Regions from separate parts of the Mus musculus genome. Here regions 2 and 3 are each linked to region 1. The links are chromatin loops, found by intact Hi-C in ENCODE. Cell type or tissue: heart. All regions are shown on one strand.

Region 1 (8,000 bases):
TCCAGCCCCCACCATCCCTCATTTTTTGAGAAGGGTTTTACTCTGTCCCTGAGTGACCTTGAACTCCATGGCAGCTCTCCTCCATGCTGAGGTTGCAGGCATGAGCCACTATCCTGGCTCCTCCCAGCTCTTAGTGGCACCAGGTAGTCCTCTTTTGTGTGTCTTTATTCCTTGAATGTCTGTGTCTATCTTCACATGCATGACCCTCACATGTGATCCTTCTTGTGGGGTTTAGAGCCTATTAGATATTGAGGATATCTTACTGTGAAATACTTAACTTAAGGTCTGCTATGACTTTTTTTTTTTAATTATTTACCTTTATTTTATGTGCATTGGTATTTTGCCTGCATGTATTGTCTATGTGAGTCTGTCAGATCTGGGAGTCACCACAGACAGTTGTGAGCTGCCAGGTGGGTGCTGGGATTTGAACCTGGGTCCATTGGAAGATGCAGTCCACTGAACCAGGTCTCCAGCCTCGACTTTTTTTTTTTTAAGACAGAGTTTCTCAGGGGGCTGGACAGATGGCTCAGAGGTTAAGAGTTCTGGTTGCCTTTCCAGAGGTCGAGTTCATTTTCCAGCAACCTCATGGTGGCTCACAACCATCTATAGTGAGATCTGGTGCCCTCTTCTGGTCTGCTGGCATACACGCAGGTAGATTGCTATATAATCAATCAATCAATCAATCAATCAATCAATCAATCTTTTTAAAAAAGAAAGACAGGGTTTTTCTGTGTAACTTTGGCTGTCCTCAAACTCAGAGGTCTGCCAGCCTCTTCCTCCCAAGTGCTGAGATCAAAGGCATTGCACTACCACAATTGTGTTCTCTCTCTCTCTCTCTCTCTCTCTCTCTCTCTCTCTCTCTCTCTCTCTCTCTCCAACTAAACAGGTCACAGTCACAGGTTCTGGGTTTGACGTGGACGCCCCCCCCCCCATTTTAATCCATCAGACCTGTAACTCTAAACCCCACTGTCTTCCCCGGCTCCATTTGCCTCCTTCACAGTAAAGAGGAGGGAGCTTTCCTTTCCTTCATCATATGTGTCCTACAGATTTAAGATTTGGGGGCCTCTCCAGGAGCCCCTGATGGTCTGAGACAGCTGTTTGACTCCTTCTGAGCACTTGCCTAGAGAGGTCACCCTCAACCTCTACAGGCTGGGGTTCCTGGACCGCAGGTACCTTCTTGACCTGGGGATCCTTCTTGACTGCTGGACCTCAGCTGTTGTATGCAGATCTCTCTTGGCCTTTGGGCACGTCTCGTGGAGATAGTCCTGCCCTCTCCCACACTGCTCTGCCTTGCTACTGCAAGCTGGATTCCCTTCCCTTTCATAATCTGCTAGGCTGGAAAGTGGCTCTTGGTTCTCACTGGGAGGAGGGGTATTGGTGTGAGAGGAAGGTGACTTCCAGAGGACATTTAACAATGTTTGGAGGCACTTTCTCTTGTCATAACCCGAGTGGCAGAAGTGAGTTTATACTACTACTTAGTACAAAAGGCTAGGGAGGCTGCTAAACAACCCGTGATGAACAGAATAGCCCTTGCTGAAAATGACAACAGTGTGGTGGCCCAGTGGCCCTGCTCTACCTCTGTGCCTGTCCTAAGCTTCAGAATAGAGGCCAAAGTCTCAAAAAACATCACCTCCCCATAACTCTGCTTCTACAGGGATGCCAGTTCTAATGACATTCTGCCAGGGAGATGCCCTTCCAGGCATCCTGGATGGCCTAGAAGAATCTGTTTGCTCATAACTCCCTCCCAAGGAGCTCAGATGGCAGCTCTCATTGGCAGTGGCGGTGGGGTGGGGAGATAAGGTCCAAGGACCAGCTTGGTCTCTTAGGGAGTCTTGGCAAAGGTCCTTATCATCTATCCATCTCACTGGGAGGTTCCAGTCAGAGTTGTGATGAGGAAGGAGTGTCCTCGCTAGCCAGACACCACTGCTCCCTTATGCATCCGAGTCCATTCTCATCTCTGCTGTAAAAGCTCTTGGGAAGCAGAAGCCCTTCCAGTTTGTTCACCTGAGTCCCCGGTACCTCAACATAATTACTCTCTGTTGCAGAACAATGGCACTGTGTTGACAGTGAATGAAGAGTCTGCCTTCTTTAGAGGACAGGTGGGCCTGCAGCTGGCAAGGAGAAGCTGGGGATGGGACTCAGTTGGTAAGGTGCTTGCTTAGCACACACAGACGATGTCTCTGATTCCAAGCACTGCATAAACCCTTGCTGGCACAGGCCTGAAATCTCAGTCTGAGAAGGTGGAAGAGAGAGGCCTAAGGTTCAAGAGCGGCCTCTGCTACATACAGAGCTTGAGGCCAGCCAGGGATACGGGATCTTTAAAATGGACCTGTGGTCTTCTTTTGTCTTGTTTTGACAAGGTCTTTGCTCTATTGTCCATTTTGTCCAGGAGGACATCGATGGCCTTGGACTTGTGATCCTCCGGCCTTGATCTGCCGAATAGCTAGGACACCGTGCCCTGGTTTTTGTTTCTTCCCTCAAGTTAGAGACAAAGGGCACTCTGAGCACTGAGCTACACTCTGACCCCATCTGTAATCCATTCTAAGAAAGAAAAGTTTGCTTGGATCAAAGAGCGAAAAGGATGAGGCCAGTGTGAATTTTGCCAAGTGGATGTGGAAGAGGTTCCCCTATAACATGGAAGAAAAGTTAACAAGGATAAAAGAACCTTGGAACAAGAGCCCATGCAGCTGGTGATTGGCCTAAGATGGTGAATATATTCACATTCGTGGACCCTCTTCTCTTACAGCCACAGATAGACAGACAGACAGACAGACATATGTGGAAGTATGTCCCCCTTCCCATTTAGTGGGCACGTGAGAATCACCAGTGAGGATGGGGCCATTTCACACAGGAGCAGGACTGGAGGCCTAGGCTGTGTCTCCTCTCATATACAAGATGCCCCCAGGTAAAAGCTAAACAAGAACAGTTGGTTGTATAAGGCTGGTTGTATTGCTGTGATGGTGGGGGTTGGGGGAGGCCACATGAGATACCTAGGAAATAAAACTTTAAGGAAACTGGCAAGAGATCGCTCCTTAGTATAACCCAAGTACCAGTTTGAAGTACCACCAGCGCCCACTAGAAGCCTTGCTTGTTGGAGGAGGAAAACCTTTGCAGGCTAAAGCGCTGACTAAATTAAAGCAAGGCAATGGGGGTAATCAATCAATTTCTCATGGCCCATTTTCCAAAGAGAGGCTGGGCATCCCAGAAACTAGTGCACTGTAACAGGCTATGCATGATGTACTATGAGGGACTCCTAAAAGGGAGCTTGTGGGTGGACAGGTAGCCCTGAATCCTTGAGATCTGAGGATGAGGGGAAATGACAGGATGGAGGCGATGACGGTTACTAACTCCCACTATTGACCCTTACAATGAGCCAGCTGTTAGGGGCTTCCCCCGCATTCGGTTCTCATTCTTCTCTCCCTCCTGAAGAGAAGACAGAAGCTCAGGCTTCACTGCCTGATACAGAGTGGCAGTTTATATTAAGTCAAATTAAACGAAGTAACACATCCAGTCTCTTGTTCCTAGTGGCTAGGGCAGCCATGCAACATCTCTGTACTACAGGAAGTTTCCTGGCAGGTCGCACAGATTCACACAAGATCGCATTTTCCATAGGGGAAGATCAGAGTCCAGATGAAAGTCGATATGACCTAGGGACTAATCGGGGCTGCTGAGTTAATATGACAACCAGGAATCCCAGGCTTTTCACCTGGCTACTGATGTCTAAGGCCATCTCAGGATTTTTTTTTTTTTTCCTTAAACATTTAGTCTGAGGGGCTGGAGAAATGTCTCCACTCCGCTTGGATGCATATGCACCATTCAGGCGTACAGCGGCTGGAAATGAATACAACTTGATTCATTTTGAACTGGCAGTCAAGACAAAGCAGACAAGAGCTTAGGCTCTGGGCGGCTGCTTCCTTTGCAGACTGTAGCATCCATTCGCCTCCTCCAGTCATTTATTCCACAAACACACATTGAGCACCAGCTAGTGTTAGGTTTCCAGAAGCCCTATCTTTTGCCTCCTGGGGTTGCTAAGAAGAGGCTTGAAGCTCCTTAAAGAAAAGACGGAGCTGTTCGTTATCTGTAACTAAAAGGAGCCCTCGAGATCCACTCCGTGCCAAGATGAGCCATCTAAAGGGGGATGGCGCCTATCAGATGGCCTCGGGCCAGAGCTCTTCAGTTGGCAGGAACAGGTCCCAGGTCAGAGAGGGGCGGACCGGGGCGGGGCGCGCGCCCGGTACCTGAGGTGGCCGCCAGAGGGCAGCCAGGGAGCGCGCCCGGACGGGGCGAAGCCCCAGGTAAGTGTAGCTAAAGTGGGGCCACCCCCCTTTCTGGGGCCCAGTCTCTCGGGGCCCCGGTGTGTGTGTGTTTGGCTCCAAGATGGGGGCCAGAACGCGTGCACGCGATGGTCCGGGAGCTAGGGCTCAGATCCTGTAGATGTTGGAACCTGGGGTGGGGACCGTTCCTGAGCACCGTTGGGGCGCGGGCAGGGCCTGGTGCCCAGCTGCCCTCCTAGGTTTGCCCGCCCTCTATCTCTCTCCGTTGCCGGAGACTCCGGGCTGCAGGAGAGCTGTCCCGGGACAGCGCCGCGGTCCGCTCCGCCGGCGCGCTCTTACTCCGGGATTTAGCCTACAGCCCGGAGCGGAGGGTGTACCTCGCGCGGCTCCGGGTGTGTCCCGGGCGCGGAGTGGCGCGGGGCGCGGGCGGCCGGTGGGGGAGGGGCGCGGGAGGTGCGGACGGCAGGCGGCGCTGGGGCGAGCGCGCCCGCGAGTGAGTCAACAAGTGCGGAGCCCAGCGAGCGCGCGCGGGCGGCGGGAGGGGCCTGCAGGTGGTGGCCAGCGTCCCGTCCCGGTCCCTCAGTGTCCGGCCGGGGTAGGGTGGGCAGGATCCAATGTTTTCGGTTTCTGGCGTTTGTGTGTGGGGTGTCCTTGGCCTTGGGCGCTCGGCTCAAAAGGACTGGCTGGCGTTCAGGAGTGGGAACTCGAAAGCACGTGGAGCCCTTGGGTGTGCAGGTGCAGGGTGGAGGGTGTCCTCCGAGTCAGCCGGTTCTGCCCCTGGAAGACCCCTCCCCGCGGCCAGACAGCTTTGGGGAAGTGTTTCAATCCACTCGGGGCGCCGCCGAGAGCTCAGGATGGCGACCCTCCCTGCCTGCTCCCAGGGGTCTCCGGCCGTCTGCGAATTCCGAGGTGGAGCAGGGCAAAGCGACCTGATTTTCCACCTGTGTGTCTGATAAACCTTAGCGGTTCCCTTGGGGGAAAGGTTGGGGGATGCTGAAAGTGGAAACCGGATCTCAGTGAGACTTGAGCCAGTGGGGTCCAGGGGAAAAGTAGCTGTCAGTCGGGTTGTGCAGCCGGCAAGCTTTGATCCTCGGGGCAGCAGAGGGCAGGGGAGGGAAAGGGGCATTCCTGAGGCCCCAGAGCAAGGCGAAAGCCTCTTGGAGAAGCCGGCCCCTATAGTTCAGGCTCTGTCTCGCCCCCACCCTAAGAGATTGCTCCTTCCATCGCTGCCTCCGAGGGCCACTTGGCTCCCAACTGAAAAAAGCAGGAACATGAGGTGATCTGTAAGCTTTGCTCACCGCCACATTTCCCACAAGTGCTCTGCACCTGCTGCTGTCCTCTTCCTTAACCCTGCAGCCCAGACTGCTGTCCTGCCACTCAGCAGAGGCTAACTGGCTTTCCAGTGAGCCTCTCTCGCTCCCTCCTATACCCACTCCCTACCCATCGCGGAGGGGGAGTTCTGGGGAGGGGGACGTCTATTTTGCAGCCTTCCCTACCGGTGGTCTTTATTTCTAGCCAGGCCTCCCTCCCTTTTGTTCTTCCCCAGTTGTTCCTTTCTCAGCCCCTCTTTTCTTGCTTCTACTTTCTAGGCCCAGTTTATGGCTTCTCACGCAGTGGTCTTGGGTCACACTACCTCGTGCTACTCCTGTCCAGGCTTTCTTTGGGGTGCCCCGTAGTCACTCAAAGATAGTCTGAGTCTGGACGGGTGTCTCAGTCAGGAGCCCTTCTCATTCTATCAGACTACATTTGCCTCTGAGGGGTCTGGCCTTTCCCCCCTGGAACCGGCTGGCCCTGACCTGGAACAGTGTAGGCTAGAATCAGACTCCTGCTGCAGCATACAATCTGACATGTCACCTCTAGAAGGAGCAGCTCTTGACCAAATAATTGACCCCTAAGAAATCCTTAGAGTCTCCGGTTTTCCTCAGGCCTTTCGGGGTCAGCTCCTCTGCTGGGTTCTCGGCCTTTCAGTCCCGGGCTATGTTCACACTGGTTTCCAATCCTGAATCTTCTCTCTTCCCCCTCAGGGTCAGTCACTCTTGTCCCTCCCTGTACTACTTGGCTCAGGTGCTGTTGCCTAAGAAAGCTTGATCCTCCTGCCTAGAATCCCACTGATCCAGGATCCCTTTCCTAACTCTGCATCCTTAGCCACAGCTGTCATGCTGATGGTATGCCTGATGGCAGCCTCTCAGTACCCCCCCCCCATACTGCACATCCTGGAGGTGTTCAGTGAACTGCCCTCAAGTTTCTGAGAACTTCCCATCCCATGCCTGGAGCCCTGCTCAAACTAGATCTCTGAATGGCTTGGTTACATCGTGTTCTATGCCAAGCTGAACATTCTCTGCTGTTGCCTTCTTAACCAAGAGTGGGCGTTCCGTGTCCTGAGTTGGGCAGTTCCAAGGGGCTCAGGCCTTCACTGGCTTTTAGGTTCTTGAAGCACTCAGAGAGGCAAACATCAAGATTATTGTCTCCACTCTGCCCATTGGGAAGCAAGCTCAGAGAGGGCCAGGGACCTGTCTGACTCACACAGCTGCGTGCGGGTGGGCAGACCAGAGGTGGAATTCAGTCCTGCGGGCTGCAAGCTGTCATTACATACAAAGATGTGTTGTTTGCCCTGAAGGTGTATGTGTCCCACATCTCCAGCGTCCCCTCAGTATTTGGCCCTGGTGTGCAGGGCATGCTGGTGGTGTGGGACTCTTCTGGACTCTAGGGAAAGGACTTGATCAGACAGATGGGGAATAGGATCCTTGCTTGACTCGAGAGGTTGTGACATCAGTCAGGGAGGCCCTGGAAACAAGCTGTTTCTGATCTGGCTTTAGAACTGTGGAGTAAAGAGCTCTGCGGGGTGGGGGTGAGGGGGTGGAGGTCCTCCGGTCTGCCCTTCCAGCGTTCCCTAAGTGCCCATCCCTGAGGGACACTTTCAGTCCCCCTTTTGAGCCTTCAAATAAGTTTCTTTAGGAGGCCTCCTTCCCTTCTTTTGCAGGCCACTGTCAGAGGAAAATGAGCTCCTGCTGTGAAATCCTGTTACCATAGCAACCGATAGTGCGAGGCCCAAGTCTCCTGCTCCTAGGTCTCTCTGCACTATGTGCTCGGAGGGGCTTTTTCTGTGTTTGCTGCCTGAAGAAATGAAATATTCCGCTTCGCTTTCCTTTTGTGTAGATATTAAATTCTTTTGTTTCTTCAAACCAGTGACTTCTGGGTACTGTTTGTGTCCCAGCAGGTTGTTGCCAGGCAGTTGGCGCACCATTAGTCATGACCCCAGGGTGATGACCCTGGTTTAGGTCACATTTATGAGTGACACCCAGTGCTCCATGGGTAAAAGCTATGCTGTCTTGAATGCTTGTCAGGAAAGAGGTGCAGCAAGCACTCTGGGGGTGGGCAAGCCAGTTTCCTTCAGCTGCTGTCAATAGACCTTGTCCATGGACACCACCCAGAACAGGGCACAGCAGACGTGTGAGGAAGACAAGGATGCCATGGGCAGTGATCACAAGCTATTAATATGGACCAGAGGTGGGTGGGGGTGGAGAGACGGCTCAGCGGTTAAAAGCACTGGATGCTCTTCCAGAGGTCCCTGGTTCAATTTCCAGCACCCATATGGGAGCTCACAGCTGTCTGTAAATCCAGTTCCAGGATGTGGCATACACACACACACACACACACACACACACACAGGCAAAACATCAATGCATATAAAAATAAATAAGTCATAAAAAACTTAAACAAAAGAAA
Region 2 (8,000 bases), 250 kb after region 1:
TAGATTATTTCTAATACGTGAGAGACCTTTGGTTTGGCTGGATATGGCAGCTCACGCATGTAATCTTAGTATTCAGGAGGTTGATGGAGCAAGGTTGCCAGGAGTTAACGGAAAACCTAGGCTACATATGTGAATATGTGGAAGTTTTATCTCTAAACATACTGCTGAAAATACGACTGGGGTGTTTGGGTGGTTAATTGGGTGCCTGCTGCCAAATAACATGAATTTGAGCCCCAGGACACACATGACAGGAGAGCTGACTTCAAACTTGTCCTTTGGTTCCATATGCATGTCATGGCACGCACGTCACACACACAGACACAAAACGAAGCAAAAGTTGAAAGAATATATCTAGTTATGGTGGCCCATACTTTTATTCCCAGAATATGGGAGGCAGTCAGAGGCAGATCTCTGAGTTTGAGACCAGCCTGGTCGGCATAGAAAATCCAAGGTACCCAGGCCCATGCAGTTAAACCCTGGCCATATAGACAGACAGACAGACACACAGATATTCTAAAAATAGAAAACTGCAGTGTAGAACATGCAGTGTAAACATGACCCTGTTTGGTCAGTGTTTGGCATATGCTCTAAGGAATCTAGCTAACACAGATATTTGTTGGTTTTGTTTTGTTTTTTGGTTTTTTTTTTTTTTTTTGGTTTTTGGTTTTTGGTTTTTGTTTTGTTTGGGTTTTTTTGGTTTTACAAGACAGGGTTTCTCTGTGTAGCCCTGTCTGTCCTGTAACTCACTCTGTAGACCAGGCTGGCCTCAAACTCTGAAATCTGCCTGTCTCTGCCTCCCAAGTGCTGGGAGTAAAGGCGTGTACCACCACTGTTCGGCAACACAGATCCTTGTATATTCATGTTTATTGCCACTCTACTCTTTAAGCAAGGAGGAATCAACCTAGGTGTCCATGAATAGATACATGGATGTGAAAATGTGGTACACCTGTACGATGGAATCTTATACAATCATGAAGAAAAATTAAATTTGAGCTGGAGCAGTGGCTCAGTGGCTTGGAAAATGCACTGCTCTTTCAGAGGAACTGAGTTCAGCTCCTAGCATCTCTGTCAGGCAGATCACAATTGCCTGTAACCTCAGCTCCAGGAGACCAAACACCCTTTTCTGACAATGTAGGCATCTACACACACATACACACATACACACACACGACACTCACTCACACTATACATACACACACACATTTAAAAAAATGAAGTTTACGGGAATATGCATGAAACCAGAAGTTATTGAAGTGACCCACACAGAGGAAGACATATACAGCATATTCTCTCTGTATATGTGGGATCCCAGCTTTTAATCTGAAGGCATACGTATTTATATGGAGGCAGGAGTTGGGAGAGATTATAAAACTGGAAGGGGGCCCATGGGAGGGGAGAGAGAGGCTCTGAGAAAGGAGGGCTGTGGTAGTTTGAATGAGGAACATCCCCCATAAGCTCACTGTTCAGAGAGATTCAGCTGAGGAAATATGTTGAACAAAAAAAGAACATGTAAAAGATAATACAATACTCAGGCTCTCTTACAACTAATTATGATTTCTTTCTTAAGGCAGCTGTTCTGGCTCTCCTCACTGCCACACGGCTTATAAACGCCATTCTTGGGCTTTTATGATTTATGTATTCATTTTATGTATATGAGTACACCATAGCTGTCTTCAGCCACATTACAGATGGTTGTGAGCCACCATGTGGTTGCTAGGAATAAAACTCAAGAATAGTCAGTGCTCAAGCAGGGCCTGGTGGCACACGCCTTTAATCCCAGAGGCGGATTTCTGAGTTCGAGGCCAGCCTGGTCTACAAAGTGAGTTCTAGGACAGCCAGGGCTACACAGAGAAACCCTGTCTCGGAAAACCAAAAAAAAAAAAAAAAAAAAAAAAAAAAAAAAAAAAAGAATAGTCAGTGCTCTTAATCACTGAGCCGTCTCTCTAGCCCACACCATTCATTTTTTGAACCCGGGTCTCACTGCTTAGCCCTTGAACTCCAGCCCTGGCTAAAGCAAGACTGCATTCAAACAAACAAACAACAACAAACAAAAACAATGAGCAAAACAGGTAATAGATGCCATTCCTTTTGTTGTGTTCTTTTTGCTATAACACATGACTCTTGATAGCATTTGGGCCCTGGCTCAAGTCAATTGTACCAATGCCCCTTGGCATTAACATGATCAAGCCCTTAGCTGTCACATAGATGGGATTCACTATAAAGTTGGGATCCCTAGAAAGTAGCATGTCCTGTTACTGAGCCACGGCCTTTAGGACCTACAACATCAAAGCATGCCAACATTAGAGATACTGCACATATGTTTGCCTGTGAATCCTGTGTCTATAGCATGAGGAGGCCGGAGGAGGCCATTAAGTCCCCTGTACCTGGAACTACAAGAGTTCTGAGCTGCTGTGTGTGTGCTGGGAATGGAAGCTAGGTCCTCTGCAAGAGCAGTCAGTGAGGTGAAACCACTTAGCCTCCTCTCCAACCCTGAATATTTTGAATATACTAAGTAATTTCTGTTGGGAGAAAACTTTTGTAAGACATTTCTATCCTTCCTTGCTTTTTTAAGGCATTTTCTGATTGGATTAATAGAAAGCAGAACAGCCAATAGGGAGACAGGAGGGGGTAGAAGAGACTTACATGGAGGAAGGAACTCTGGGAAGGACTCTGGGAAGGACTCAGATGTGTAGAGAATTCACCCACCAGGCATGGGGAAAGAACAGGTGTGGAGACTGAACACAAAGGAAAGACCTACTGTGGCCGAACATAGATTAGTAAAAATGGGTTAATAGGCGCCTCAGAGAAAAACGTTATAAATGGTGTCCAACGTGTGGGCACGTATATCCAAGGCTAGAGCCCGAGAAAAGTTCCAGACGGAACTTTTTCCGGCGGTAGAAATCCAAACTTAGGCATTGGGCAAGCCAGGCGTTAAAGAAGTGAAAGCGCCTGGGAAGGCGGGAGAACAGATGTGGCTTCCTAGCGACCCAGTCTCGCAGGCCAGTGCTCACAGTGTGGCTCCTTTAAGATGCCCCGCTGTGCAGCAAGTGGGCAGCCAAAGCAGGGTTAGGTTGCAAAAACTGCAGAGCAGGAGACAGTGTCCCTGGAACAAGCACTTCCCGGACAAAGGGCAGAGCCACAGTGTCTCTGGCTGGCTTAAGAATGCTCCCTGTGGGGCTGGAGAGATGGCTCAGTGGTTAAGAGCACCAACTGCTCTTCCAGAGGCCTTGAGTTCAAGTCTCAGCAACCACATGGTGGCTCACAACCATCTGTAATGGGATCTGATGCACTCTTCTGGTGTGTTTCTGAAGTCAGCTACGTGTAATCATAGAAATAACAATAAATAAAAAAAAAAAAAAAAAAAGAATGCTCTCTGTGAATGACTGCCCCTTCCGCGTCAGTAGTGGAGGCCGTAGGGCTAGACCCTTAAGGCTTGGCTCACGTGATCAGAGAATGGCTGCAGGTATGCAGAAAGTCAGGTCCAGACCAAGAATGCCTTTGAACAGGTACAGTATACTTGAAAATGTGCTTAGGTGCTGAAGAAAGAAGAAATTCGATGTAGTTTAAAAATAAAAAGTAGTTTAAAAATAAAAAGTAAAGTCTCCAAAGGAAGGTCAGAGAGCAATAGACATCTTTTGAAAGATGCATGGATGCCAGAGAAACTGAATATACAGTCATAGAATTGCTGAGTTTGAATATAAAAAGCAAAGTCTACGAAGGAAGAGAAAGAGAAACAAGTAAATAAAGATGTTTTGTACCCGGGCATGGTGGCGCGTGCCTTTGATCCCAGCACTTGGGAGGCAGAGGCAGGCGAATTTCTGAGTTCGAGGCCAGCCTGGTCTACAAAGTGAGTTCCAGGACAGCCAGGGATATACAGAGAAACCCTGTCTCGAGACAAACAAACAAAACAAAACAAAAACAAAATGGAAAACACGGGCTGGAGAGAGGTTCTGAGTTCAATTCCCAGCACCCATGTTGTGAACCACTATATATAATGGAATCCGATACCCTCTTTTGATGTGTCTGAAGACACCAACAGTATACTCACATATATAAAATAAAACTTAGCCAGGCAATGATGGTGCACGCCTTTAATCCCAGCACTTGGTAGACAGAGGCTGTCCTGGAACTCACTCTGTAGATCAGGCTCGAAAAACCAAAAATAAATAAATAAAATTTTAAAAAATTGAAAACACAATGAGAGAGGGCACCTGAACCCCATATAATTTTGTTTTGATTATAAGCATACAAATAATTGTATTCTGTAATGATCACAGTTCTTTTTATTATTAGTATGTATGTATGTATGTATGTATGTATGTATTTATTTGGTTTTTCTGGAGACAGGGTTTCTCTGTGTAGCCCTGGCTGTCCTGGAACTAACTCTGTAGACCAGGCTGGCCTCGAACTCAGAAATCCGCCTGCCTCTGCCTCCCGAGTGCTGGGATTAAAAGTGTGCACCACCACTCCCGGCTGATCACAGTTCTTTATAACCTCTCAGAAAATAAGAATAAGGCAGACTTAGATAAGGGAAGAACTGAGGAATAGATTACTAGATTAAAGGCCATGGAACAGAAATTATAGGCTTCTTTAAATCAGAGTAAAGCAGCTGATAAATCCAATCTAAAGCCTATGGTGCCACCTTGTGACAAGAATGCAGAATGGCAACCCATAGAGATGCAATATTCTGAAGTAAGAGTATAGATTATGTTTAATGATTCCAGCTTAGAGCAATGTCATCCAATAGCTTATATATTTCATTTTGTACAGTTTGTAGTCTTAAAGTATGTATATGTGTTACTACATCATACAATTGATTCCTATTCAGGATTTCAAGAGGCTTTTACCTAAAGCTCTAAAAAGGATGATTCTAAGATTGCACATTTATTAGAGTTGGTAGCTATCTTGTAGATTCCTTTGCAGATTGAAGCTGATGATGCCCTGGCATGTGTATCCATTAGAGTACAACAACTTTTTTAGACATAGTGGTTGTACTGGCTGGTTTTGTGTGTCTACTTGACATAGCTGGGGCTATCACAGAGAAAGGAGCTTCAGTTGGGGGGGGGATCTCCATGAGATCCAGCTGTGGGGCATTTTCTCAATTAGTGATCAAGGGGGGCCCTTGTGGGTGGTGCCATCCCTTGGCTGGAAGTCTTAGGTGCTACAAGAAAGCAAGCTGAACAAAGCAAGCCAGTAAGTAACATCCCTCCGTGGCCTCTGCATCAGCTCCTGCTTCCTGACCTGCTTGAGTTCCAGTCCTGACTTCCTTGGTGATGAACAGCAGTATGAAAGTGTAAGCTGAATAAACCCTTTCCTCCCCAACTTGCTTCTTGGTCATGATGTTTTGTCCAGGAATACAAACCCTGACTAAAGCCGGGCGTGGTGGCACACGCTTTAATCCCAGCGCTCAGGAGGCAGAGGCAGGCTCATTTCTGAGTTCGAGGCCAGCCTGGTCCACAAAGTGAGTTCCAGGACATCCAGGGCTATACAGAGAAACCCTGCCTCGAAAAAGAAAAAAAGAAAAAGAAGCCAGGCATGGTGGCACACGCCTTTAATCCCAGCACTTGAGAGGCAGAGGCAGGCGGATTTCTGAGTTCGAGGCCAGCCTGGTCTACAGGCTGGTCCAGGACAGCCAGGGCTATACAGAGAAACCCTGTCTCGAAAAACCAAAAAAAAAAAAAAAAAAGAAACCCTGACTAAGACAGTGGCTTAGAACATATTACAGATATATATTATAATCCTACTGGTGAGACAACTGTAAAAAAGTTCTAACTACAGCGTGAAGATGCTCATAGAACAAGAGCAGAATATGAGATCTACCAGAGACAGATTAAATAATACTTTATTGACTTCAAAAATTTTAAATGACAATGAGTCAGGTAGCACAGCTATTGAAAAAAACTCTGGATTTTAGAAAGAACTGTTGCGTTAAATCAGCCTATATATGTTATAACCTCAGACTGGGAAGTCAGGAAATGTGTTGCATTATGGGAGAGCTTATGCCTTTGTTTCAACAGAAAATGAAAAGCTGTGGACTCCTTCAAAATGAATAAAGATCAGATTAGACTGGGGTGGGAAGAGACCTCCTGAAAATCTTGACTGCAAACAGGAAGAAACCCAAAAGAATGAACAAGGGATGGATGGGGATGCTGCTCCCTCTGCACGGGGACAGCCCTGAGACTGCTGAGACGTGCAGGTCTATACAAGGCCAATAAACTTTCTTGGTGACAGTCATCAGGACTTGCATGCCATCCCTCCATATGGCATAGATGGAGATTTATATTAAAGTGTGGCTGTACAGACTTACAAAGTCTGATGCCTTTCATCTGAACCATCTTTAGCTGACTTGTGCACAAAGAACATTCCATACATGTGTTAATGCAGAGATGTATATTATCTAAAAGCTTCTGCTTTCAGAGCAAAAGGACGAGACACCAATGAAGACAAGTAGCTCAGGTGATCCAGCCTCACATGCTGTTTCCTCAAAAATTTACAGCCAGGGGCTGGTGAGATGGCTCAGTGGGTAAGAGCACCCGACTGCTCTTCCGAAGGTCTGGAGTTCAAATCCCAGCAACCACATGGTGGCTCACAACCATCTGTAACAAGATCTGACGCCCTCTTCTGGAGTGTCTGAAGACAGCTACAGTGTACTTACATATAATAAATAAATAAGTCTTTAAAAAAAAAAATTTACAGCCAGGAAAACCTCAAAATGGCTAGTTAAGATGGTCCAGCCTCACACACTGTCCAGCCAGGACTTCAGTTAAGCCCTCCCTGAAAGTCTTCATCACAAGAGACTGGACAGCAAATGATACAGCTTGCTTTCCCAGGATTGGGCATTATCCCAATTTTCATAGGATTCCCAAAAGATACCACTGACAGTAGTAAGCAGGCTTAAGAGAATGAAGTCCCCATTCCCAAGAGGTGGGGTGGGTGGTTATGGGTTGTTGGTTGAGTTGCTGATGTCGTTTGGGGAGGTTGGTCATAAGTTGTTAATGATCTTGGCTAGGGAGGAAACAAAGTAAAGGAGATCTGTCTCAGGCATCACTTTTTCTTTTCCTTTCCTCTATCCTTCTTTTTCTCCTATCCAGTGTTGGGGAAGAGAGGATGATAAGGAAAGTGTGTGTGTGTGGTGGGGGGTATGGGGATGGTGCGATGAAAGGGTAGATTATTCAATCTACTTTTAAAAAAGGATTTACTATGCCGGACTGTGGTGGCACACGCCTTTAATCCCAGCACTTGGGAGGCAGAGGCAGGTGGATTTCTGAGTTTGAGGCCAGCCTGGTCTACAAAGTGAGTTCCAGGACAGCCAGGGCCATACAGAGAAACCCTGTCTCGAAAATCAAACAAACAAAAAAAGATTTACTTATGTAATTGAGTACACTGTAGCTGTATTCAGACACACCAGAAGAGTGCATCAGATCCCATTACAGATGGTTGTGAGCCACCAAGTGGTTGCTGGGAATTGAACTCAGGACCTCTGGAAGAGCAGTCAGTGCTCTTAATCACTGAGCCATCTCTCCAGTTCTATTCAGTCTACTTTTAGACTAAAAAACAACTACTAGACTCAAATAGTTTACATTGGTATGGATTTTTGTACGATAGATTTTTTTTTTTTTTTTTTTTTTTTTTTTTTTTTTGTTTTTCGAGACAGGGTTTCTCTGTGTAGTCCTGGCATGCGCCACCACGCCCGGCTCTATGATAGAAATTTAAGGTTAGTTTTGGTACAACATATTACATGTTTCACCTTTTGTTTTAAGGTATTGTACCTATGTAACTATCTAAAATGTAAAGCTCTAGTTCTTTTGAACACTACTATTACAAACTGTTTAGGATAATTAAGAATTGCAAGATAGTAGTCAGTCAAACTCGTGGTCATGTTATGTACAGGTTTAGTTTATTACAAAAATAAGCTTTTATTTAGCCTATTGCAGATGTTTTCAAAGTAAAATAGTAAATAGCTAGAAACAAGCAACATTTGCCTATTCAGATATACTTTA
Region 3 (8,000 bases), 200 kb after region 1:
GATTTTATGGTGTGTGAGTTCTTAATAAATCTAGGGTGTGTGTGTGTGTGTGTGTGTGTGTGTGTGTGTGTGTGTGTGTGTGTGTAAGCTCTTAGCTCGTGGGACTGGGGCTAAAGTCAGTTTTTAGAGCATTTGCCTTGCATGTGTGAGATTTTGGGTTCAGTATCCAGCACTGTAATAACTCCAATCCCCCTCCCCCCCCAAAAAAAAAACAAAAAACAAAAACAATGACAATGACAATTCCTGAACAAGGGACAAACTCTGGTTTATAAAACTGGCTATCCTATGGGAGGCACGAGATTTGTAAAGATCCTATTTCCAAAGCATAGAAACATTCTCTTCTGGGGCGCAGGTACGCCTGGGGAACCCTGCAGGCGCCTCAGCGTTCCCCACATGTGGGCAAGCCAGGGTCTCCAGGTTAGGACAAAGGTGACCAGGGACGCATCTCCAGGGTAGAGCCCCATAGCTTCTGCTAGCACCATCTGCAGCTCACAGCTCGCCTAGCCTCTGATTGTCCCCAATTATCATTCCAGATATCTGAAGCCAGATGTAGACAAGAAATCCAAGCATAAGACAGCAGTGAAGAAGAAAACACTAAACCCAGAATTCAATGAGGTATGGCCAGGCTCCACTGGGCTTCATGAGAGCTGTGGGGCTAGCCTGGGCTGGGTGGGGGTCTGGAGGGGCTTGGTCTTCAAAAGGGTACTGTGGGGAACTGGGAAGCGGTAAGAGAGGGTAGGGAACAGTTGCCTCAGCCATGGTAGGTAAGGCTCTACCAAGTCTACTTGGCAATAGGGAAGCTCGTGGGACTAAGAAGGTTGATATTGAATCAGGTAGGGGTGGAAAGAGAGGATGTTCAGCAGCGTGTGAGTGACCTTCTAGATGACAGGGTTGGGAAGAAAGATGTGGAGAGAATGAGGAGACATGCTAGGTAGGCTGTGGAGACTCAAGACACCCCAGCAGGCGTGTCAAGATGACTCTGGACACAGTGAACCCAATACCATAAGCTTACTACGGGACAATTTTGCAATTTCTGTTTGTAACTCAATTGCACAGGTCTCAAACATGAACTTGTAGATGAGAAGTCCTGAAGTGAAGGCATACCCGCTAGGGCCACTGGCAGAACAGGACAGTGGGTGCCCAGGTCCTCAGAGCAGAGGGTGGGTCACAGACCTGGGGGGTCTTCCACTGAATAAGTTGGAAGAAGAGCAGAACGCCTGGGGCCTGATTCACGGCCATGGATTCACAGGCAGAGGTGACAGCAGGTGCTTGGGAAGCAAGGCCAGCCCCAGAGGATGGCAAAGACTCTTCACTAAGACAGTTCATCGCAGCCAGGGTCTCTGCAGCATCTGGGAGCAGCTTGAGGGAGACAGAAGGGCACGAGGGTGGAGGCAGGGGCCTGCTCAGCCTCCCTTTGGGAAGAAGTGGGCAGCTTGGTTAGAGTGACCCCCACATTGACCACCTTGAGGCTTGAGCACATGACAGACCTCTCAGCCAAGTGGCCTTGGCTTTAACACCCTCTTCTGGCCAGCAGGAATTCTGTTACGAGATCAAGCATGGAGACCTGGCCAAAAAGACTCTGGAGGTCACTGTCTGGGATTATGACATTGGAAAATCCAATGATTTCATCGGTAAGGTACATGAAGGGAAGGCCACTTAGCTGTGTGCCTGTCCAAGAACCACTTTACCCCTAGTGAATGGGATCTCAGGCACTCTCCAAACTATAATCATGTGACAGAAGAGAGGCCCAGGGAGGGGAGACCTCACAGCATCTGTGGTGACATAGAATGATGGTCAACTCCCGAGTGGGTCAGCACTCAGAGCCCATGGGACCACAAGTTTCTGTGGGCATGACATTGGTACACAATGGGCCACTGTAGCCCTTCCTCCCCCTTTTCACTCCCTACTATGTACCATTGAACCCTGCCCCACACTGTTCTGGTCCCTGGTAGAGGAGAAACATGACATCAAACACTGGGTCAAGTGGGAAGGGTGTGGCTGGAAGCTAGGGGCTGTCCACACACAAATGGGTCTGGACGCTGGGGGCACTGAAATCCCTAGCTGCCCCTCTGATCTCTTCCGCAGGTGGTGTGGTTCTGGGCATCAACGCCAAGGGCGAGCGCCTGAAGCACTGGTTTGACTGCTTGAAGAACAAGGACAAGAGGATTGAGCGTTGGCACACGCTCACCAATGAGCTCCCAGGGGCTGTACTCAGCGACTGACTGTCCCATCTGCTGCCACCCACCCTTGCCACCCGGCCCACACAGGTCCAACCCTGGGCTTTCTCAGCTGCCGCCAAGGGCAAGATCCAAGTTGTCTGCTCGGACATAGACAGTGCAGCCCCTGCTAGGAGGCCAAGAGCACCCAGCCTCCCTCAGAGGGACAGGAAAACACAACATGATACCTGTTCCAGCTCCCTGGGCATCCAAGCTGGCCAGAGCTGGGGGAATCCTCAGCCTCAGCTCCATCCAGAGGAAGGGCTATCTACAGTGAGGACCTATTGGAGGTGAGGGGTGGAGCCCTGCTGCAAGCCCAGAAATGGGGGTACTCTGGCTGCCTGGAGACTACAGGGAGGACAATGGGCAGGCAGAGCCCAGGACTCCAGGACAGACAATGTAGCCAGCCAGAGCTTCCAACTTGCTTGTGCATTGATGGGCAGATAGACTCCGTGAGCCTCTGGGACGGGGATTCCCACTCTAGCAGGGCATCTGGGTGCACATATTGCTACAAAGGGGTGCAGCATACCAGAACCAGCCAGTTGTCTGCAGGGGCTGTGGGTACTGCTGACTGCTGAAGGGTGGAGGGCAAGGAAGGCATCCCATGAGAGTCAGGGCTCAGCACAGTCTTGAAAACCCAGCTGTGGCTTGAAAGCTAGGAGAAAACCAAATACAGAAAAGAGGAGGCCTGAAAGAGGGTACCAGGGGACAGGGAGCCATGGGGGCCTAGGGTTGCGCTAGGGCAGCATTGGGCTTTTAGGCAGGAGCTAGGCTTAGGGATGTGTACAAGCACTTGGGAAACAATGTTCAAACCCAAGCTCTCCCATTTGATCTTGCTCCCAAGGGGTCTCAATGCACACTGCTCCTGTTCTCAGCGTAAATTCCCAGTCAGCTTCAGGGGAATGAGAAAGGGATCCTACTAATGTGGAAAGAAGCAAGCATCCCTCCTGCCCACCTGTCCCTCCCTTCTTCATCCCCTCAGCTCAAGCTGGTGTTAGGTCCTTCACGGCTACCTATGGCATCCTGGCCCTATCAAGACAGTCAGGACCAGCAGTGGAAAATAGAAAGCCTTGTTTGGGGGAAGGTGGAGGGATGGGGGTTCTGCCCTCAGGAGCTGAGAACTCTGGCCTCAGTTTCTAGGAAAGGGTAGGACACTGGTCAGTCTTGAAGCTCCCAACTGCCTCCTGCCAACTGGGATTCAGGAGCACAGGGGGAACAGGGAACCAAGGAGTTCCACCATCATCTCAGAGCCCCATTTTCCTCAATCCATCACTGAGTGATAAGACACTGGGGTCCTGCCCTAAGCCTAGAACCCTCCTACAGCTGAAATAAGAACTCGGGGTCCCAGAACATGATTCCAATCCACAGTGCTCACCAGCCTTCCCTAGTTGGCAGGGAAAATAGGTCTCTAGCTCTCCACAGCACCAAGCCACCTGTTGCTTGTAAGAGACTGGGTTTCCCTCTTTAAAAGGTGTCGCCTGTTACTGAATTGGCAAACGCCTTCTTATTGAATCTTCACCATCCTGTGTGGTGGGAGGCATGGTCAACCCATTTTATAAATGAGATGGCTCCAGAGTTGTTGATAAACTTCCAGGGCCACCACGGTGTGAAGGGCTGAAGCAAAAACTCCAAGCCTTTTGACTATCTGAGGACAAGGACTCTCAGGTCCCTCTCTCCGGAGTTAATGGGGCTTAGTGAGGTCTCTTACAGAGAAGTCTTGTTATTGTCAGCCACCTCACCCTCTAGCTGGCTTTGAAATCATTTGTGCCATTTAGGATTTGCCAAAGGCTACAGCCAAGCCCTGGAACTCAGCTGTCCCACCCCCAGCCTGAGGTCAAGGAACTTGGGGGACCGGCCTGATGTTTTCCCCATACAGCTAGAAACAGGAGCAGATATTTAAGTGCACCTGGTTGAGCTCTGAGTAACTCAGATTTTGCCTTTTGGGGTGCTTTGTTCAGAGAGGAGTTTAGAAACCCCCCGACGATACAGAAATGTTTATTATACCTAAATGTTTATTATACCTGAGGTGACTGAAGCTCATCAAAAGAACAGGTGGCTCAGGTGGACAAGAAACCTGGATCCCTGTTGCACCAGGCAGTAAGTGGGTTTGGGACTCAATGATGATCCTTGCCAATCCCAGGGACAGGCAGGGTGGGAAGCAGGGCTTCTAGCCACCTAAAAAGTGATGGCCACTAAAAAGTGATGGAACTTTCCCGGATCCTGGAACGTTTCTAAATCCCCAGTACATTACATCTCTACTAAAGGGAAAAGGTCCTTTGAGAAGTTTCAGAATCAGTTCAGTCTTTCATTCCAAACGAGTATCTTCCTTCTGGCTCATCAGCGTTGCAAAGAGGAAATTTGATACCAAAAACAAAGGTCATTCCAAAGTACTGTCAGTAACCAGGGCCTCTCTTGATGCCCATCATCCACCTCGCGTCCTGGTCTCTGCCCCGCCCTCCACCACCGTTAGCCAATCCCTGAACAGTCCCGTCTTCCAACCCAGAGTCAGTGACCTCCTGACCTCTAGTGGCAAAAATGAGGAACTGCACCTCCGTGGCCCGCCCGCCCGCCCGCCCGCCCGCCGAGCTCGGGCCAAGCGTCCTGCCCTCCGTCCTTCTCCAGCCAAGTGAATCTCCCGATGCATGGACTCTGGCTGTCCTCGACACGGACTCGTGCACTGCTTACAGTTTTGCTGCCACGTGACGACTGCAGAATACATCCTCAAACTGCAGCGCCACGAAACAATTTTTGTAATCTTGTCTGACCTTCCCAAAGGTGTCCTTTTTAAGTCTTATTTGTTAATATTTATAACGATATATAATCAAAGTAAATGAGAACGTCGTACTGAGGTCGCACTAGCTTGGGAAACTCCTTGGAAGATCTGGGGGGAACAAGCGAAAGACAACTGGGGCTTATATGTGGCGTTTACTTTTGTTTTTTGAAATGCATTTGTAAACCAGTCTAGCATCCAACTTGTGATGATCCTCCTGCCTCTCATTTACAACTCTCCATTTGAAACAGGCTCCTAGGTTACTTATGGAAAAACAGGCTCAGAAGTTTGAATATGTGAGGCTGATCAGATGCACCTGCCACACAAGCCTCAGGATTAAGCGTGATCCCTGGAAGACAAAAAGGCAAGACTTTCTGGTGTGGCCCACACCTTTATAATCCCAGCACTTGGGAGACAGAGGCAGACCGAGGCCAGCCTGGTCTACATACCCAGTTCCAGGACAGCCAACAAACAAAAAATTCAGGATATGCAGGTGGTGGAGGCCAAGGCCATAAGTTCCAGCACTCAAGAGACAGGCAGATCTGAGTTTGAAACCAGCCTGGTCTACAAGTTGAACAGCCAAGGCTACGCAAACCATTTCAAACACACACCCACACACACCCAAATCAGGATGTGATGTGACATTAATAATCCCAGCAATCCCAGGGACCATATGGGAAGTGGGGATTGGGGAGTTGCCCAGAGCCTTCCTGCCAACTAACCTAGAATAAACACCCAAAAATAAGATCGTCCCTGTATCAAGCTTTAAGGTGTAAAGTTATCCTCTGACCTCCACACAATTGAACCAGCTTGCACGCTCAGTATCTCAACCTCCCTCTATTTCCCTCCCTGTCCCTCACTTATACACACAATAAAATGTTAAAATAATGAGTTAAAATGCTTGTACAGGATTAGTGCTGACCTGGGGCAGATTTCTCCACGGACAGACATGAGTTAGAGGAGGCCAGAGAGGGCACTGGGATGGAATACTTGAGGTTATGTTCTAGGTGGAGGGAACAGATGTGGCCTCTTGGAACAGGGGCAGGCTTGGTATGGTCAAGAACCTCAAGGAGCCCAGTGTGGCTAAGTGGGATGGGCAAGGAATGAAAGCCGAGTACTGACAAAACACCAGGGCACATAAAATATTTCAAATGTAAATTTATTTTTTACTGAACCCAAATGTTCTGGGGATGCTACTAAATCAGCCCACACTTCAGGGGACAGGGACTCCTTGCAATGGAGTACCAACTGTCCTTGCAAGGGCTAATCACCTTCACAGCCTTTCCTGCTTTTAGCAGCTCTAAAACTCTGAAAAGCCCCCTCTTGACTTTAGCAGATTTCTCCATGACCTCATGGTTACAGGCGGGCCTTCGACTCTTGATCCGTACTTCCTGAAGCTCTAGACAGGTTGGGTTTTTTTTGTTGTTGTTTTGTTTTTTCAGTATCAAATTTACTTGGATATGCTCATGAAGCACTGGGTGGAGATGTGTTGCAGTTTAGAGAACTATTGTTCTTACACAAGACCTGACTTCTGTTTAACTACATGGCAGCTCACAACTGCCTGTAACTTCAGTCCGAAGGGATCAGATTCTTCAGGGAGGAACACTTGCTTACATACCTGTTGCACAGACATAGTAACACGCAGGAAAAACACTTAATACTCTGCACTTGGAAGACAGAGGCAGGCAGACCTCCGAGGCTGAGGCCAGCCAACTGGCCTCAGATCAGCCAGGGCTAAGAAGAAAAACCCTGTCTCCGGAAAACAAAAACAAGAGTCATTGTTTATTACTTAGGTTTGCTGGCTACACAGAAGTCCATTCTGGAGAAGCCAACTTTGTGACAGTGACACCTGTATGGCCAGGCTTAGAGTAAAAGCTCAGTTGGTACAACACTTCTCAGTAAATAGGCTCCAGGTTTTGTCCTCAAGGACACACCTGTCCTCCCAGCACCCGGGAGATGGAGGAACTTGAAAGCCCTCCTGGGCTGAATTCCCAGGCCAGCCTGAGTAATATGAGACCCAACCTCACAACAAATCAGAATTAGGTATTACTTCACAGTAAGGATGAACTCAGCATCAGGCTCTAAGGCTGGATGGCCAAAGGGTTTTTTTGTTTTTAAATATTTCTAATTCATTGTTTTTGCTTTTTTAAGACAGGGTTTGTATGTGTAGCCCTGTCTGTCCTGGAACTCATATGCTGACCTGGCTGACCTTGAACTCACCTGCATGTCAGAATTTCTTGTTTTGGGTTTTTTTAGCTTCACTATTTAAAAAAAATTTTTTTGCCTGAATATATACTCGTGTTTGCTGGTACTTGTGGAGGCCAGGTGTCAACTCTGCTAGAACTGGAGTTACAGGCAATGGGGAACGTCTCAACTGAGTTCTGGGAACAAGTCCACTGTAGTGTGCTCTTACTCACTGGACCATTATCCCTTCCAGCCCTACGTCCACTACCTGGATCAAGTCCACCAATCAGCTAGTGTTTGGTACAGTAACACTATGAATAACTGCGTTTCCCGAGTGGCTTTCCAAATGGTCAATGTCTTATGAGTCTGATATTGGCCTTAACTATCTGGAAACTTTATGTTAGATATAAAGCACTCAATCATCGGAAACCCCTTTATGACACTGAAGGCAACTGTCTTCTATCAATCTGATGAGAAAGGAATTCACAAAAAGCATTATTTCACATGGTAGCCTGTGCTAGAGATAAAACTAGAGTCTGGCCATGTGCATGCCTCTGATCCTAGCAGCTTGGAAAGCTGAGGCAGGATAGCGCCTCAGTTAGCTAGCCTGTGTGACTGGACCTTGCATAACAATCATGGCCTACCCCAGATTACAGCAGTGTGGTACTTTTAGAAAAAGTCAACTGCTAACTGCTTTCTAATAGACATCTCCAACCCCAGCATTGCAAAAGGAATGTTTTCTGACTCGGGATATTTACAAATACACCATGCTATTCTACCCACAAACACCTCAGCACCCACCAGTATCTTATTTACTGCAGCACCTTCAT

The links. Hi-C counts contacts between places; a loop is a spot of excess contacts. Peaks named below come from ENCODE experiments on the same cell type or tissue, not always from the same donor. Only the 100,000 strongest peaks of a DNase experiment are listed, where the experiment ranks them.
Region 2: it touches region 1 in a loop (5-fold over the local background); 8 of 42 quality-filtered maps call a loop at or near these places.
Region 3: a loop joins it to region 1, with 5 times the contacts of the local background. A loop is called at or near these places in 6 of 42 quality-filtered maps.

The regions. Positions count from the first base shown.
Region 1 is chr11:75,963,454-75,971,453 of GRCm38, reverse strand. It overlaps a transcript of Rph3al not described here. Among named protein-coding and RNA genes, the nearest start is that of 1700016K19Rik, 32 kb to the left of the region's middle. In heart, CTCF peaks have their summits at 633 (motif pointing left), 4,237 (motif pointing right) and 4,768; DNase peaks (open chromatin) are centred at 4,273 and 4,763; H3K4me3 peaks cover 1,841 bases; H3K27ac peaks cover 3,295 bases; H3K27me3 peaks cover 3,080 bases.
Region 2 is chr11:75,710,792-75,718,791 of GRCm38, reverse strand. No RefSeq gene overlaps it. Among named protein-coding and RNA genes, the nearest start is that of Ywhae, 18 kb to the left of the region's middle. In heart, a CTCF peak has its summit at 4,657 (motif pointing left); no DNase peak of the experiment used is centred here; H3K4me3 peaks cover 429 bases.
Region 3 is chr11:75,766,154-75,774,153 of GRCm38, reverse strand. It overlaps Doc2b (double C2, beta), which reads left to right. Exons shown (of 9, transcript NM_007873.3): 7 at 534-615; 8 at 1,535-1,631; 9 at 2,086-5,884. The coding sequence ends at 2,222. Among named protein-coding and RNA genes, the nearest start is that of Gm12339, 26 kb to the left of the region's middle. In heart, no CTCF peak of the experiment used is centred here; a DNase peak (open chromatin) is centred at 4,693; H3K4me3 peaks cover 612 bases; H3K27ac peaks cover 254 bases; H3K27me3 peaks cover 1,992 bases.